Linked DNA regions of Homo sapiens: region 2 is linked to region 1. Evidence: chromatin contacts called from ENCODE Hi-C or POLR2A ChIA-PET data. All regions are on one chromosome and are shown on one strand. The core of a region is the stretch at or near the end of the contact, and the rest is flanking DNA. Distances in the headings are between cores, read along the strand shown. Region 1 holds the start of RPL37A-DT (RPL37A divergent transcript). Region 2 holds the start of LANCL1 (LanC like glutathione S-transferase 1).

The links. Hi-C counts contacts between places; a loop is a spot of excess contacts on that map. ChIA-PET counts read pairs that join two places held with the same protein, here RNA polymerase II (POLR2A). Pooled maps may share reads with other maps.
Region 2: a loop to region 1 is called in a map of CD4-positive, alpha-beta T cell, with 8 times the contacts of the local background. The contact joins the promoter of LANCL1 here to the promoter of RPL37A-DT in region 1. A Hi-C loop is called at or near these places in 1 of 168 maps with a recorded cell type or tissue (CD4-positive, alpha-beta T cell) and 6 of 50 pooled maps. POLR2A ChIA-PET finds 5 or more read pairs at or near these places in 1 of 52 experiments (activated naive CD4-positive, alpha-beta T cell).

Annotation. Positions count from the first base shown.
Region 1 is chr2:216,497,007-216,500,496 of GRCh38, forward strand. RPL37A-DT (RPL37A divergent transcript) reads right to left here and starts at 1,746. Exons shown (of 4, transcript NR_183317.1): 1 at 1,601-1,746. It overlaps RPL37A (ribosomal protein L37a), which reads left to right and starts at 1,838. Exons shown (of 4, transcript NM_000998.5): 1 at 1,838-1,871; 2 at 2,264-2,392; 3 at 2,943-3,025. The coding sequence starts at 1,869. RefSeq lists enhancers at 1,255-1,344, 1,525-1,914.
Region 2 is chr2:210,474,856-210,478,159 of GRCh38, forward strand. It overlaps LANCL1 (LanC like glutathione S-transferase 1), which reads right to left and starts at 1,904. Exons shown (of 10, transcript NM_006055.3): 1 at 1,765-1,904; 2 at 1,461-1,557. The coding sequence starts at 1,541. It also overlaps a transcript of CPS1 not described here.

The sequences.
Region 1 (3,490 bases), core at 496-2,995:
AGCTAGAACCACAGATGTGTGTCACCATACCTGGCCTATTATTTTTTTGTGTGTGTGGAGATGGGGTCTCGCTATATTGTCCAGGCTGCCTAGAACTCCTGGTCTCAAAGAATCTTTTCCAAGAGAGACTCTGTCTCAAAAAAAAAAAAAAAAAAAAAAAAAAAAGAAAAAGAAAAAAGAAAGAAAAGTATATAATAACTTGTCAGAGGTCCCACAGCTGGTAAATAGCAGAGTTCTGTTTTGAACCCATACTGAATCCAGAGCCTCTAAGTTCCTAATCATTACATGAGACTTCCTCTCTTTTTCTTAGTAATGAAGATAATAATCATTCCTATCATAAAGGATAATGGAAAATTAAATGAGAACATCCACATAAAATACTCAGTGCCTACCATGTGTTACCCTCCAACAATTGTAACCATATGAAGTACATAGCTGTTTGCAAGTTGCTTTGATTTGATTTGATTCATATATATTTTTTGAGACAGAGTCTCACTCTGTTGTCCAGGCTGGACTGCAGTGGCGTGATGACAGCTTACTGCAGCCTCAACCTCCCAGGCTCAAATGATCTTCCCACCTCAGCCCAGGTATGCAAGTTGACTTTAATACAATTGTGAGGAAAAGTGAACAGGTGCAAAATTATTTGAGACAGTTAATATTAAGCTTTGGGAACGGAAGCTACTTGTTACCGGACTTCTGATTGGAATCAGGGCCACACAATGCCTTTCAGCTCCCATGGTCTTTCTTGGCCCTCTAATCATGGATTCTCTCTTACACTCTTATTCCAGTAGTTTTCTGAGCTTCTTATTCTCTGGATTAGCCATCCCCTGAAAAAAGGCAACCAAACTTCCTAGTGTGTGTGTTCTACGTGAAGAAAGAAGATCATGTGTCTAGTTCCAGAACACACCCTCCCCACCCCCGGCCTCAACCAGAAATCCAATTCTTCCCTGCTGACCCCTTTGAGAGACCTGGAGGGACAGAGAATTGACGGTGGGTAAAGGGTAAGATGTTGGAGTTTAAGGGTTCAGGCCTGGACCAGGAAGCTGTCTTAACAGCCTAGTGTGGGGCCATGGAAGTGAGTTCTGAAATGAAGTGGAAGGCAGGCCATCCGCACTGAGATGCAGCAGCTGGAACACAAAACTCCAAGGTGACTGTTAACTTTTCCCCAGCCTTCCAATCTCAGACTTTCCTCAGGAAACACCAGGCTCTTCTGAATTAGTCGCGAGCAGAACCATCGTCCTTTCCTTCAGAACTCTGACCAGTTTGAAACTGTCTAACTTCTTAATGTGGCTATATGATCGTTTGCAGCTGGCCTGCAACTTGTTCTGGGAATGGAACCTTGGATTTTAGTCACCACTGTCGCTAGCATCCTGCACAGTCAGCCACTTTTAGAGAGCATAATGCAGAGGGGGAAATAAATGAGATTTGGAATAGAGACGGGGTTTCACCCTGCTGGCCAGGCTGGTCTCGAACTCCTGACCCACCCCGCCTCCCAAAGTGTTAGAATCACAAGCGTGAGCCACCGCGCCCGGCCCCACAAATGTAAGATTTATGCACTTCTCCAAGCCAAGTGCTGTGCATCGAATGGAGGAACTCGTACCTTTGCAGGATTTTGTGATATATGTGAAATAATCCGGACATGCTTCTGCTATGGTTGTTTGTCGCCATAGTTTGCGAATCTGGGTAAACCTGGATGAGAGAGACGCCTTACAATTGCAAACATTTCTCAGGAGGCCGCCTGAAAACGCCCAAACCATAGAGCTCAGTTCCTAGCTAGGCCTCTACCAGCCACTTCCGCTCGTCCGCCTAATACCGCGCCTGCGCACCGCGTCTCTTCCTTTCTGGGCTCGGACCTAGGTCGCGGCGACATGGTGAGTGTGGGTCTCTGTGCGGCCTAGAACTCTATCTGCCTGCATCTGTCCTTGTTTTCTTCTCCCGCACCCATCTCCTCTCCTGCCTTACCCCGTGTTCTCTCCTGTCTCCATGCCTTTGCAGGAGACACCATTGTCGGAAGCTCCCCAAGGCGGAGGGGCGGGGGCGCCTTGGCTGGGCCTGGCGCGCTCCAGCCGGGTTAACGCCGGGCCTTCGGAGCGCGCGGCCAGCCCTGGGCACTGGTTTCGTTGGGTTGAATTTAGGGAAAACTAGGTCATATGTAATTCACATGTCGGTCACACGTCAGTGAGGTGGAGGAACGGTGTGTGGAGGCTCCAGGGCCTGCCTGGGTTCCAGGTCTATCACTGGTTTCTCCCTTCACTCTAAACAGGCCAAACGTACCAAGAAAGTCGGGATCGTCGGTAAATACGGGACCCGCTATGGGGCCTCCCTCCGGAAAATGGTGAAGAAAATTGAAATCAGCCAGCACGCCAAGTACACTTGCTCTTTCTGTGGCAAAGTAAGTAAGGCAAAGTCTCTGGTGAGAGGAGAGGGAGGGCAGGTTTCTTACCCAAGTGAGGCCTGACTTCAAGGTATTTTATAAGCCGTGTGCTGGTGGGCAGTTGGAATTACTCATACCGTTGATTATGAGTTTTAAGATAAAAGTGTTGATGGTAACTTCAGATTTTGTGAGACGTTTTTCATTTAAAGAAAACCGCTTAAACGTTAATGGGTAAAATAATCATTTGACAGAGTGCCCCCAGCCTAAGCCAAACCTGCTTTGTGGGAAATGATTCCATCAGTTTTGTCTACTGATGTTTCTGCACCAACTCCCAAGATGTCTGTGCATCTAATACCATTCTACTTGTTCTGCGAGGGATTTTTGTTTGATAAAGGTTTGAACGTTTATGTGCAAAATACTGCATTACAGCAATCCCTGTTTTGTTTTTGAGGGAGAAAGGGAGGCTTTCACATCCCTGACAATAAGGTGAATCCAAATTTAGACTTCTGGATGCTTGTAAGAGAAAATACTTACTTGGTTCATAGTGAAAATTGGTTCTCTTTTATAGACCAAGATGAAGAGACGAGCTGTGGGGATCTGGCACTGTGGTTCCTGCATGAAGACAGTGGCTGGCGGTGCCTGGACGTACAAGTGAGTCTAGTTCCTTGTGGTATTTGGAAGTGTGTGGACCACATAGGCCCAAATTCCAGGTTGCTGCTGGATGGGCTAGTTTTAACACTTTCTCAGGACTGAGAGAATAAGGATGCCTTTGTATTTTCAGGATTCTTCCGTGGTGGTTTATTTTCAGTTATTGAAAGAGTAAACACAAAACTACCAAAATAGAAGTCGGAAATCTAATTCACAGACTACTTTAGAATTTGATGGTCACTGGGCACATTGTTGTGAACATTGTCATGATACTGTGCAGGTCCATTAGTGGGGCTGAATCTACTGAACGTTGATTTGCACTGCAAGTTTTGATAAAAATAGGTGAAGGGGTCAGTTAGTTCAAAACTGTATTTGGAACTTGAGGCCATCAGGACCACCACAGTTTCGTCTTTCTGAACAGTATTAGACTGCTGCAGGTTTGTGAATCTGCAACTCAGTATCACCTGA
Region 2 (3,304 bases), core at 654-3,153, 6.0 Mb before region 1:
CTCTTTGCCAAGTCAGTATGAAGCAGCAAGTCCTCCTCCCGCAAGACAAGACACATACTTCAGCTTGAGAATCTGCACAGCTAAGCAGAATGCAGGCCCAAATGGCCAAAGGGAATCCATCTGACCTGAAGATAATTATAAAAAGCTTTGTTTGGGCAGCTTAATACTAGTCTTAAAATAATCAGATTGACTCAAACTCCATATACATTTTGGTAGCCTTCTACCCTACACCTCTTCTTCATCTCTTTGATTCCTCCTACCTGCATTACTGACCCAAGTTAATCTATAATGTGACAAGTGTTTTAAGGAAAAAAACAACCATCAGACCCACAGATTAATTTGACAGGGATGAAATCTGTAAGGCCTTTATATCACATAAAATGTCTTTTGTATGGCTGACAAGTTTCAAAGAAATAAACTGGTAAAATTTTTAAAGCGTGTGCCTTGTTTCCAACTTAACTCATTTTCAAAACTAAATTTTATTTTTTTATTTTTTAGAGACAGGGTCTCTGTCACCCAGGCTAGAGTGCAGTGGTGCAATCATAGCTCACTACAGCCTCGAATCTCCTAGGCTCCAGCAATTCTCCCGCCTCAGCCTCCCAAGTAGCTGGGACTACAAGCTTTCCACCACACCTGGCTAATTTTTAAAAAAATTTTAGTAGAGATAAGGTCCTGCTGTGTTGCACAGGCTGGTCTCAAACTCGTGGCCTTAAGCAATCCTCCTGCCTTGATTTCCCAAAGTGTCGGGATTAATGGTGTGAGCCACTGCACCCAGCCAAAAGTAGGTATTCTTAAAAATATCTGTATTCCCTCTTAACAATTATGTTCACCCAATGAGGCATGAGAAAACACAGGCCCCTAGTATTTTACATCCAGGTTCTCTTTTGCACAGTGATTTGTGACATGCTAACCAGTTTAATTTACAAGTTTCTTTTTTTTTGTTTTCCAGCTGTGGATATGCCCTGTGGAGTGACACCGGTACAAAGAACTTCAGGTTTCCTAGGTCCCCAAATTCTCTAAGCACTAACAGTTTAAAGACGTCCTTACCATACACCACCGTTTGCTCTCATCATTACCCTGAACGCACTTGTGTATAATCACAAAGGAGTAACACGGCACATGTGAATACCGTTAGGATTCTTCACCTCTTTTTAAGAAGCAAACCAAAATACATTAAAAAATGCCAATTACATAGTAAACTACATATTTGCCAATTTTTAAAATTTATACTATCAATAATTGAGTTTATTTCAATTAATAATGTTAACAATGACACATTTAACATTATGTTAGAGCTCAATTTGTATATATTAACATGTATTTTTAAATAATTTACGTATTTATCGTCGAATCATGTATTTTTTTAAAGGGGGATGCTCAACTCTCTCAGGCAAAAATGAGCACCTTTCCGAACACCGTGGGGAGAGGCAGGGATGCAGGCAGACATATCCTAAACTCACCCTCCCGGCAGCATCAAAGTAGCCTTCGGCCAGGGATTTGTTATAATCAGCATAAGGATTCGGGAAGGCCCTTTGAGCCATGACGCCGGAAGCAAGCCTGCAGAACAGGGGAAAAACAGAAACTAGGTTGAGATAGGGGCCTCGGCCGAGTTGCGAGGGCGGCGGCGGCGCCCAGGTATCCCCCTTCCTCCAGCTCCAGGGCCATCGAGCCGTCTCGGCGGTCCGAGTGGACCTCGGGCCCACTGCGGCCCAACTGCTAGGACATGGCGCCTTCGCGAAAAAGCTGCCAGGGCCCTTAACCCACCCGGACAAAGAGGCCCCGTTTTGCAACCCCGTTCCCACGCCCGCGACTTGAAGCAAGTGCGCCTCCCGCGTCCTGAAGCCCTTCTCGGCCCTGGCCTCTCACCCCGCAGCCCCGGACAGTAACAGAAGGGCTATTTTACCGCCCAGTTCCTGCCAGGAGGGCCAATCAGAGCCTTCGCCGTTCCCGAGACCCGCCCCCTTCTCTCTTACAGTTTGTTAAAGACACAGGCGTGTAATTTCTAAAGGATAACGCAGGGTATTTTAATTACTGGGTAGCAGAAGTGAGGACCTAGAATCACGCGGAGATGTGACCAATATTTCCTACCCTTCTTTAATTTTTCTTATTTTTAAAAAGTCAAATTTAAGTCCAGAGTCATAAGAAGTATATATTTTTTTAACCTGGAGAAGAAACAGACTGCTTTTAGATCTGAACATGCTGGTATTTCTGCTGTTCGCAATAGATAAAATTTGGCGGGGGGTGGGGGGATAATGTCTCTCCAGGGACTTGCCAATCTTTTCTTTTCATTTCTTAAAACAAACAAACAAAAAAGCACCACCATCATTAACAACAACAACAACAAAAATATGCCCAAAGGACAGGATATCAAATAGCAGTTGATAATACTTTGGGGAAAGCACATGAAAACACAAATTACAGCTCTTAGGAAATTTATTCTGTTCCTTAGCCTAAATTGGACTATAATACTGGATAACAAAGCTCTAAAAAATACTGAAAACCAACACAGCAGGAGATCCACAACATTCAATTTCAATGTTTTAACAGTCCCTGCTATCTGAAACATTTTTCTTTCATTTAAAATTAAATCCCACCTGGTACATATTAGGCCCATTCTATTGCTCAGAGAATTTTGGAGTTCAGTTAAAAAGTCAGCCTCACTCTCTCCTTTTCCTTCTCTCCGGTTTCAATGAAGAGTCCTAGCTCCAGACCTCCAACTGGAGAAGCTCAGTCTCCACCCCAACTCCCTCCCTCCTTGGCCTAAGTTTGTCCTTCTGAGGCTGCCATCCCAAACTCTACTCCTAATCCCTCCCCACACCCAGGTTTGCTCTTTTAAAATAGTTGCTTTCTTAGGAAATGTAGTTGCTTTCTTAACCTCATCAAATTCATGAAGATTTAGCCGAGGCCCATGGTGAGTCTTAAGCTGGATATCTCTCATGTTTTAAAAGATGGGTGTTTGAAGGAGCAACTCACAAGAGAGAAAAGGAAAACGAGAGACATTTTATCAATTATTTTTTCTTTAATGATTAAAGGCTATCCATTTATCCCACTCACAGTCTTTAAGCAATTAAATATTACTGTTGTTAAGCAAGGCAGGATGGTAATTGTATATTTTCATAGTATGCCTCTATCTTATTTTACTAATCCTTTCCCCTAATGATGGACATTGTTTCTAACTTCCATACTACAAATAATATTCTTGGAACATGTGCTTTTATGAATCTGTGTGAGTATCCCTGAGACATACACCCAGCAGTCAATTGCTGGATCATATGAGATTCTGTACTTAATTTCCCCAATGTTG